2 separate regions of the Homo sapiens genome follow, and region 1 is linked to region 2. Evidence: chromatin loops called from intact Hi-C (ENCODE). Cell type or tissue: PC-3. All regions are shown on one strand. Links, peaks and the distances in the headings refer to the core of each region. The heading gives the core; the rest is flanking DNA.

What was found. Peaks named below come from ENCODE experiments on the same cell type or tissue, not always from the same donor. Only the 100,000 strongest peaks of a DNase experiment are listed, where the experiment ranks them.
Region 1: it touches region 2 in a loop (6-fold over the local background); 11 of 110 quality-filtered maps call a loop at or near these places.

What each region holds. Positions count from the first base shown.
Region 1 is chr3:113,151,297-113,156,606 of GRCh38, forward strand. All of the region lies in intron 1 of NEPRO-AS1 (NEPRO antisense RNA 1), which reads left to right. LINC02044 (long intergenic non-protein coding RNA 2044) reads right to left here. Exons shown (of 4, transcript NR_110823.1): 3 at 1,976-2,192. Among named protein-coding and RNA genes, the nearest start is that of LINC02044, 14 kb to the right of the region's middle. In PC-3, for the core only: no CTCF peak of the experiment used is centred there; no DNase peak of the experiment used is centred there; H3K4me3 peaks cover 710 bases; H3K27ac peaks cover 580 bases.
Region 2 is chr3:113,286,140-113,291,449 of GRCh38, forward strand. It overlaps BOC (BOC cell adhesion associated, oncogene regulated), which reads left to right. Exons shown (of 20, transcript NM_001378074.1): 20 at 536-1,320. The coding sequence ends at 723. It overlaps CFAP44 (cilia and flagella associated protein 44), which reads right to left. Exons shown (of 35, transcript NM_001164496.2): 35 at 791-5,310. SPICE1-CFAP44 (SPICE1-CFAP44 readthrough (NMD candidate)) reads right to left here. Exons shown (of 52, transcript NR_183050.1): 52 at 791-5,310. Among named protein-coding and RNA genes, the nearest start is that of BOC, 77 kb to the left of the region's middle. In PC-3, for the core only: a CTCF peak has its summit at 2,110 (motif pointing left); DNase peaks (open chromatin) are centred at 1,272 and 2,132; H3K4me3 peaks cover 439 bases; H3K27ac peaks cover 1,958 bases.

The DNA.
Region 1 (5,310 bases), core at 267-5,266, 130 kb before region 2:
TCCTCCCTATCTTTTATTTTTGCATATAAATGTTGGATCACTCAAACATGAAACAGAGAAGAAAGGCCAGTGTTTATTCCTTTAAGAAGGCAGTCGTGCAACTTGTTAAACTTTATCCCATTTGCTGGGGTAAGGGAGAAAAAAAAAGAGAGACAGGGAGCTACCAAAAGGGACTCTGAAGGAAATCATCAGAGTAAGGAGAAAAGCTCTTAAGAGATGTTTTTTGCCCTCTGAACTTTTCTTGCTCAATTCTGTTCTCCCATGGTGACAGTGCAGCTAATATAAGTCTGTGCTCCACTGGGCCCCTGCTGAGCCAGGCTGGGGTAGGACAGGAAATTACCACTCAGAAAATAAATGACCTGTCCCAGAGTCTTCTGTTAATGAGTCCAGGGCATAATAAATCAAGGTGACCCAGTCTCAAGAAACACAAGCCTGTTTAAAAACAAAAAAAAAAAAAAACCAAACCCCGAAGCCCCAGAGGTGAAGAGGAGGAGAAGGGAGAGAGGGGACCGCAGGGAGTCCTTATAAATCACACCCAAACGAAACTAGTGCAGATGTTTTCCAGTTTCAGGCCCACTCAAGAGGCAGAGAATAGACGCATGTGGAAGTGAATGGAAAGAGCTATCTGTTTTGAGGGAAGACAGGAGGCGGCCAGCTCAGTGGATGGGGCCCCTCCTCTCACTCAGTGTCTCAGGCATTTAGTGGCACCGTCTGCAAGCTCTTTTTTAATGTTCTTCAGGCTGTCACGGTCCACTCTGCTTTTTCACCTCTCTGGGGTCTCCCTGTAATCAGCATGGCAGGAGTGTCTGAAGAAGGGTGAATGCCTAAATCCTCTTGGTGGAGAGAACCAAGAGCCTCTTGTCAAACATGGGTCCCAGCTTTCTACAGTAGCAGGCCCCTGTAAAAAGAGAGGTGTGGGCAGGTAAATCATGGGAGGGTCTTCACTTATCAAGTATATTGGAAGCTCTCTGAGGGTGATATCTAACAAGACAATAGAAAACAAAAATGTCAGGCTGGAAATAAATATTCCATTACATGGTAGAGAAATAAGGGGCTGTAGATCTAGGGTGAGGTATAATATGAGACTCAGTTACTTGCAGAGGGCTTCACGGGGAACCAAAATATCCTAGTGAAATGGGTGTCACTGGCCGTGTTTTACAAATGAAGAAACTGAGGCAAAAAGACGGAATAACAATATAGGCATTTCTAATGCACTTTACAGTTTGTAAAGGGTTTTCACAAACATTATTTCATTTGGACACTGCCCGGATAGTAGGCTGTTCTTCTTTTGTTATAGATGAGGAAATCTGGGATAAGAAAGACTTTTAAAACTTACAGAGCGAGACTCCGTCTCAAAAACAAACAAACAAACAAACAAAAAACTTCTCCAGGTTACACAGCCAACATGTGCAGGAACTCGGGCCCACACCCAACTCTTAATTCTAAAACTGTTGTTTTTTTCTGTTCGACCACAGCTATTTAATATTTGCCAGGGTTCTATGATGGGCTATAGGCTGATAGAAAAGGATGCTGAAAAGGAGGATAAACTTTAGCAAAGGTCTATTATTGCCTAGTTTTTTGTTGTTGTGGTGGTGATTTGTTTGTTTGTTTGTTTGTTTTTTAGTCCTCTTTACCATGCTTTAATGTTTAATGTTTAGTAGCAGCTGGTAGGTAGATGAGTGGACAAGAGGAAACTGCAGCCAAAGATGTTTTTACCATTGTTCTATGATGTAAAAACCCATCATTCAGTTATTTCCTTCCTTCCTTATAAGCACGGCCTTCTCTGCTCATTCTCTTTTATTAGCCATCATTTTTAAAGAAGTAGCAACACAACACAGCTTTTTAAAAAATTATTTCCTATGCTGAATTCAACTCCATCATATACCACCACAAGTTAATATAACATATTATATTTTTCAAAATTCTTTCATGTCTGTTACCTTCTCTGAACCTCTTAATCAGGATTGTAATTTACCTTGAAGAAACTTAGACCAGGGTGACTTGCCCATGATCTCTCCACAAGTTAGAAAGTAGATCCGTCCTCCTTTCCTGGACTGCCTCCAAAACAACACAAGGAGGGAGACACGGTTTTCCATGTTGGTTTTCTTCATATTACCCTAGTTCTGCAGTAAGACAGATATCACCTTCTCCCACCAGGACTCTCCATGAACTATTTATGTCAGCTCTTCTTCCTTTTGAAATAAAATAATGAGCATTAGTCTCGAATCCAAATAGGAGGCCAAGCATTTGCCCATCCACACAATGTCCTCAACCACAATAGGAAGAGGCCACAGCAGGCTGCCTAAAATAAACCAGAATAAACCCATAGCTTTTAATTGCCCAGAACCTAGATCTGTAGAACAGCAGACACACCCATGAAAATTACTAATGTTCCAAGTATTTTAAGTCAAATAGTAGCCTTCTACCAAGCCAGACCATGGCTTTAGGTTTCCCTTCCTTGTTTTTTGTTTGTTTTTTGGTTTTCGGTTTTGGTTTTTACTTTGTTTTCCGTTTTGGTTCTGCTCTGTGAGTCCAAATCTTTCATATTCAGATGTTGACTCTCAGCTGGGTGCCCAGAAGCAAGACTCCCAGTATGTGAGCTTTCCAATGAATTCTGCCATGTCAGTCTTCTATTATGAAAGTCAGTCATTCATTCCACAAATGTTCTCAAATTCCTACTATGTACCAGTGACTGTGTTAAGTACTGAAGAAGATTGAAACTTATGTTTTATACTAGCCTTGCCATTAACTAGCAGAGAGACCTTAGGCAAGACCTTCCCTCTTTATGGACATTCCTGCCTCTGTAAAATGAAAGTATGGCTTGTTTGGTCTCCGGGTCCTTTCTGACCCTGCTGCTCTACAGTTCATGGGAATCTGTGTTGATGAAGTAGGCTTGGATACAGCACCTAAAAAGAAGAATGTCCTTTTGATATACTAGTGCAAATAACTGGCAAAGGAGGAGGTAGAAATGGAGATTATATTTTCCAAGGAAATCAGATTGCAGATTGTAAGTGTGGCTACTGAGTTTTTAAATTCCATTTTATAGGTCACCAAAAAATTCTCAAATACAAGTATGCATGTCAGCTCATGCATAATATTTTTCACTCTTTTGTTTTAACTAACATTGTTTTGTATATACATTCTGTGTATCAAAAAGTGCAGTCTCCTCTTTTTTTTTCTTCTATTTTTTTGAGACAGAGTCTCGCTCTATCACCCAGGCTGGAGTGCTGTGGTACAATCACTGCTCACTGCAGCATCAACTTTCTGGGCTCAAAGGATCCTCCCATCTCACCCTCCTGTTTAGCTGAGACTACAGGTATGTGCCACCACATTCGAGTAATTTTTTTTTTTTTTTGGAGACACAGAGTCTCACTATGTTGCCCAGGCCAGTCTTGAACTCCTGGGCTCAAGCCATCCTCCCACCTCGGCCTCCCAAAGTGCTGAGATTATAGGCAAGAGCCACAGCACCCAGCCTTTTATTTATTTATTTATTTATTTATTTTTGATAATAATAAAATAATTTTTTCACTAACTTATATAAGTTTGTTTATATTTTCATTTCTTTCATTATTATTGGGCTGATCTGTTTTCTATGTGTTGAGTAATTTTCTGTATTCCCCTGTTTGAAGAGTTTATTCATGTCTTTTGACCTCGTGTTTAGTAATGTTTGAAAAACATGTTAAGGTTTATGTAGACCAAATTCTTAAGCACTGCTGATATTAGGGATCTCCAAATATGAATACATTCATCATGAGGGTGGTGGGGAGTTTTGTCTTTGTTCATTGAAGTATTCGAAGCACTTAAAATAATGGCAGGTACACAGTAAAGGAGGTGCTCAATACATGATTATTAATATGTTACTACATTATCATTAATATTTATGAGATACTTACAACATGTTGGGACAAATATGAGCACTTCAAATTTGCATTGGATAATGAGAAGAAAATAAGGTCAAAACAGCAAGGAAAAAGAAGTTGTTTCTCACTTTAGAATTTTAAAAAATCTACACAAGGTGAAGAAGGCAAGGTAAGAAGCTGCTAAGGAGTCCTTTGAAGTAATGGCTGGACACTGCCAAAACAAGACACAGGTATTGGACTGTGCTGTGCATATGAATATGTCAGACTAACTGCAATATCCCAAGACGAATTTAATTCAAGAAACAAACATTTTCGGCCAGGTGCGGTGGCTCACGCCTGTAATCCCAGCACTTTGGGAGGCCGAGACGGGAGGATCCCGAGGTCAGGAGATGGAGACCATCCTGGCTAACATGGTGAAAATGCGTCTCTACTAAAAATACAAAAAAAAATTAGCCGGGCGTGGTGGCGGAAGCCTGCAGTCCAGCTACTCGAGGTTGAGGCAGAAGAATGGCAGGAACCTGGGAGGCGGAGCTTACTACTATATGCAGGGACTGAGCTAGCCACAATATACATATTAGTGTATACAACACAGTCCCCACCCTGGGCAACATGGCGAAACCCCAACTCCACAAAAAAATACAAAAATAAGCCAGGAATGGTGGGTGTCGCATGCCTGTAGTCCCAGCTACCTGTGGTCTGAGGCTGAGGGATCGCTTGAGCCCGGGAAGTCATGGAAGCAGTTAGCTAAGATCGCACCACTGCATTACTGCATTCCAGCCTGGGTAACAAAGTGAGACGCTGTTTCAAAACAAAAAGCAAATGCACAAACAAAAAACAGTCCCCATGTATCCATACGATGGAAAAGCATTCATCAAGGAAAAAGACTGAACTACTGATACATACGACAACATCGATAAACCTCAAAAACCGCATGCTAAGTGAAAAGTGAGATAGCAAAAAAATACATAGTGTATGATTCCACTTACATGAAATGTCCAGACAAATCTTTAGAAAAGAATCTACAAACTTACATGAAATGTTCAGACAAATTTATAGTAGATCAGTGGTTGCCCAGGGCTGGGAGTGGGAATGGGGTGACTGCAAATGAGTGTGAGGGATCTCTTCCAGCTGATGAATTATTTTAACACTAGATTGTGGTAATGGTTGCACAACTCTGTAAATTTACTGCAACACCATTGAATTGTACACTTAAAATGAGTGGATTCTATGGTGTGTAAATTATACCTCAATAAAACTGTTTAATTAAAAAAAAAAAGAGAGAGTGACAAACATGATCTGTGCACTCTCAAAGCAAAGCAAAGTCCCCAGAGCAGACAGACAAATAGAATACTATCTGTTAAGGGCTGCCACTGGGATGAGCCCAGGAGCCAACAGGAGCACTGGGACACCTAACCCAATCTAGGGGCTTAGGGGAAGTTTCCCAAACAAG
Region 2 (5,310 bases), core at 104-5,103:
GAGGGCACCAAGTATCCACTAACGTTTCTTAGCTTCTCTGTGTGTGTGCCCATTCATAGGCAGATCCTGGACTCTGTCTCTAGGAGATTAAATTTAAAAGATGCTGGGTCCTAAAGCTCGACCCAGCATCATTTAAACTGGACCGTGTCAATCTGGGGGGACTGGATTGTGAGTGGGATGATTGTAACCAGAAGCCATAGCAAAGGGTGGACTAGCCGCCTAAACATAGAAAGAGCAGGGCTTCCTTCTGCGTTTCACGGGCTGCACTGACTTCATCTGCTCCTGTGGTGTGGGCTCAGTGCGGGAGTCTCTACAGTCCCAGCATGAGTGGGAAATGGGTGGCAAGTGGCCCTCCCTGTTTTGATGAGAGACCTTGGAGGGAACAGAAGTGCCCTTGTCTCGGTTGTAGGTTTCTGTCCCCTTTCCAGAGCCAGTGTAACCACCTCCACCACAGATAGAGATTGGCCCAGTGTCACTGGGTGTTGGCTCCTCGGTCAATCTGGATTTTAATGGTTCCTACTCTTTCTCCCCTCAGGGCCCCCATGCTGCTTGGGCCTTGTGCCAGTTGAAGAGGTGGACAGTCCTGACTCCTGCCAAGTGAGTGGAGGAGACTGGTGTCCCCAGCACCCCGTAGGGGCCTACGTAGGACAGGAACCTGGAATGCAGCTCTCCCCGGGGCCACTGGTGCGTGTGTCTTTTGAAACACCACCTCTCACAATTTAGGCAGAAGCTGATATCCCAGAAAGACTATATATTGTTTTTTTTTTAAAAAAAAAAAGAAGAAAAAAGAGACAGAGAAAATTGGTATTTATTTTTCTATTATAGCCATATTTATATATTTATGCACTTGTAAATAAATGTATATGTTTTATAATTCTGGAGAGACATAAGGAGTCCTACCCGTTGAGGTTGGAGAGGGAAAATAAAGAAGCTGCCACCTAACAGGAGTCACCCAGGAAAGCACCGCACAGGCTGGCGCGGGACAGACTCCTAACCTGGGGCCTCTGCAGTGGCAGGCGAGGCTGCAGGAGGCCCACAGATAAGCTGGCAAGAGGAAGGATCCCAGGCACATGGTTCATCACGAGCATGAGGGAACAGCAAGGGGCACGGTATCACAGCCTGGAGACACCCACACAGATGGCTGGATCCGGTGCTACGGGAAACATTTTCCTAAGATGCCCATGAGAACAGACCAAGATGTGTACAGCACTATGAGCATTAAAAAACCTTCCAGAATCAATAATCCGTGGCAACATATCTCTGTAAAAACAAACACTGTAACTTCTAAATAAATGTTTAGTCTTCCCTGTAACCTTCAAACTGAGTCATGTGTGAGTCAGCATTTTCTTTACATGTTAGAATTCAGTCTCTGAGTATTTGAAGAAAATACCCACTTACAATATTTTCAGGTCCATCAGAAATGAGATCTGAAAAAGGTAGTAAATGTTTCTCTTTTTTGTTTTTTAAAACAGTGAATGTCAGTTGTGCTTGGATTCATGCAGAACACATTACCGTTTAGTCCACAAGGGAACCGTTGTACAACAGACCAGGAAAAACAGGTTCATAGTTCTCTTACCAACTGGACTTGAGATGAAGTTTAGGTCATATTGAAGAAATAGAACTAATCTTTTTTATATAGGTGTGTGTTGAAGACCAAATATTTTCTCCAAAATACTGTTTAGCTAAGTGCTGTGCCACACATGGACATATGGTGCATAATAAATTCACTTCCCTTCTTTCCAAAGATACACCAACATTGCCAGAGTAGTTGACTCACTAGTTTAAAATCAACATTTACTTACTGTTGTCCAACCAAAGGATCAACCATAGATTCTTTTTTAATTGAAATTTTAAAATCTTTATATGTGGAAGTGGAATTAGATGGAGACTGATGCTTGCAATGAAAGCCTTACTACGCTTTGTGTTTTGGGGCTGGAGAGGGTGGGGGGAGCCTGTATTTTCTAGATTTCTGTAAAATTGAGTTACAGATGAAATGCCACTTGAGACAATCTCGTTAAGTGGGGGGCCAGACCCTGGCTTTTAAACATGAAGAATTTGATAAACAGGGTCCTAGGGAAGAGTCACTCTGACTGTTTAGGGCAAGTGCATCCTCTGCTGGCCAAAATAAGTATAGCACCTGCTATTCCTGACTTCTGCATCCTTTTTCCATCAAGCTCAACGTCAGAGAGAACTTCATGTGGAAGTGCAGCATGGTTTTCAGGAAAGCAGTATTTTAAAAATATTATTTAAAAGGAAGGACTGTAAGGAACAGGTAAATGTTAGGAAATGAGAAGCAGAGCAGGGAAGAGAAGAGAAAAAATAAGATACTGTGATTTCAGACAACCTGGCATCACGGCCCAGAGCTCACTTCTGGGGTGGGTAGGGCTGACGCTCTCAGTCATTGCTTTGCTATCCAGAGGCCCCCCAATCTGAGCTGTAACTCACCTTCTAGCCCCACTGGTTTTTACATTTTTTCCTTTTTCTCCTTGATGATCTAAGGTAGCTGTCAAAATGAAGTCTGGTGAACTTTTCTGAAGTGATAGGTGAAACATCTGCTTTCTGCACAGCACTGGAATCATAGCACTCAATGGATTTAGCTCTAAAGAGAAATTTAGCACATGGCTCACAGACCTCCCTAAGCTGGGGAGCCCGCTGTGGTGGGACAGGCTGGCTGGCAGGCATGAGCAACTCCTTTACTCTGAAGTTGTGACAGAGGGGCTGGACTCTGTGGTTTCTTTTTCTTCCAATGCTGAGATTGATCATCGGTGATACTATGGATGACAGTTCAGAAGAGCCAAGTTATATGAACAATTGACCCACAAGTAACTCAGTGTAGGCTGATTTTTGGCCTTACCCTCAGAGGTGAGGCTGCTCCTCTGGGAGCACAGCAGAAGGCAGGGAAGTGTGCCAGGAGCAGGATAGCTTCCCAGCCACCCTGCCCATGCCACACCCTGCTGGTCTACTTGTGTTTGAAGCTTAACTTCCCAAAGACTCAGATGCTCTAACTTAACTACAGATTTAAGACTAAGCCTGGAATCAAGTTGAAATGAACCTAAAGCTATCAACATATTTTGTCCAATTCAAAATAAAGTAATTCAGTGTTAACTGTCGTCAATTCCCAAACATGCGGAATGAAGCCCTGAATATTGTAGAATTAACTAGTGATTTAGTCCAGCTCAGTTTGGGAATAATTATCCCGATTAGCTTTCCTCTCAGTTGAAATGCACAGCAAGTCCTGATGTGGCTCTTCTGTAGACTGTAGGTCCATTCTTGCTGCAATCAGAATCAGAATCTCAGAATGGGAAGGAACCCATTCTACCAATCCTTCATTTGTCAGATAATAAAATGAGGCCCAGGAAGATAACGTAACTTCTCCTGATTCTCTACAATTACCAAGGGGATGGTATCGCCTCAAGACCTTTCTCAGAGACCAGCCACTCTCTCCAGGCAGCTGCTTCTTGTGGCTGCCAGCTCCCACGAAGGCCCCGGTGACCCCCACCTGGCATTCACACCCTGTTCAGTCCCCTCCCACATCACACAGGGTCAGCCTGTGACCCATATGACAATAGTGACGCTATGTCACTTCTGAGCTTGGGCTGTAAAAGACTGTGGCTCTTGTATACATCATTCTCTCTTGCTGTCTCCCTCACTCTTGGATCACTTGCTCTGGGAGAAGTCATATCCCAAGCGGCCCTATGGAGAGGCCCACATGGCGAGGAACTGAAGCCCTGCCTAATGGCCAAGGGAGTGAATTTGCTAATAGCCCCTCCAGCTCCAGCCAAGCTTCAGATGGCTGCAGCCCCAGCTCCTAGTGTGACTGCAACTCCACGAAAGACCCTGAGCCAGAACACCCGGCCAAGCTGTCCCCAGATTCCTGGACCTCAGAAACCCTCTCACTCCTGGGTGAGATCACAAGTTTGTTGTTTCAAGCTAAGTTTGGGGGTAATTTTTTACCGCAATAAATAAGACACTCAGGGCTATGACTAGCATATTTTTAAAAATACTTGAAAGGCACACATGGCTTAGGATATACAACACAGAAAGTGATTTAAAAAAAAAAGTGGGTGCTCTCCAGTAGAGAAGTGACTACATCAGAAATTAATGGTGACAAGTGCAAACAATAAGGTATTCTGACCTCTTAAATAGGAATATGAAGGAATCTTAGGAAGACAATAGGCCAAGTGGCCACCTCTAAGAATATGCTGATGTACAAAGAAAGCAAGACCTGTCTGTAATTTTGGGGGGCACATTAGCAGGCTAATCACAGGTGAGGAAGACTTGGCATTGCTGAGTTCCCTTCTACATTTATGCAATGTTCCTTTCTTCACCCGCCCTTCTCAGTGACCAGCTTATCCTGGAACAGCCTCAATGAGTAGCTCGTTAATACAGAGCTCTTAATCTAAAGAGCTATGCTCTGTTACTAACAGGATTCCAAATGTCAGTGAGATTATCCTGCAATGGTTATAGCCATGAACTTCAATGAGCACTTACCCCCAAACCAAAAGGATACTCTTCAATTAGTTTAAAATGTTATGCATAATCAAAGGTGATTGTTAAAGATGATCTCTAGTAAATCTATTTCATTATCTCCTCATCTATATCAAAACCAGCAAATGGCCCAAGTAAAACCTGAAAGAAAATGGCAGGGGACATGAGAAACTATGGGGAAAACTTAGAATTCTGACGGAGTTGCAGAAATCTTTAAAGAAAAGCCTCTTTATTGACTGTTTTATTAAGCATGCCCCTCTGCTCCACTCAGAACTGAGGAGTCTACAAAAACTGTGGGCAATCCAAGAAGGCTGGTTATTTTCCTGCTTTCTGCCAACCCAAAGCAAACTGCTCTGCCATGTCTGTTTGTATTTCCTGAATCCTGAGCCCTCAAAACACTGCTTTATGAAGTCAACAATGCCAAAACTGAAATTTGCATTTCTATTCTAAGATATAGCTGACAAAATGTCCTTTTCTCCTGCATCCTCTCAGAGAACACTTAATAACATCTAAGTTTATTTTCTAAGGATCAAGAAAACAAAGTTTTCTCATGAATTGCTGAATGATAGTTTTTCTTGCCAAGGGCTAAAAATTCAGGATACCCCCAAATCAAATTTTCCTAAAACAAAATATATTACAGGTGATTTGCTGCAATCATGAAACACAGCCTTCCGAGACTTCATATTCAATCTAGTAGGTTCGAAACATCTAAAATGATTCAGTTTCATAACAGAGGTTGGGTGCTGCAGTCAGTTCTAAGATAACCAAATTGTAGAGAGATTCTTAAAGTGACTTAACGTGACTGGATCTGGTTTTACACTT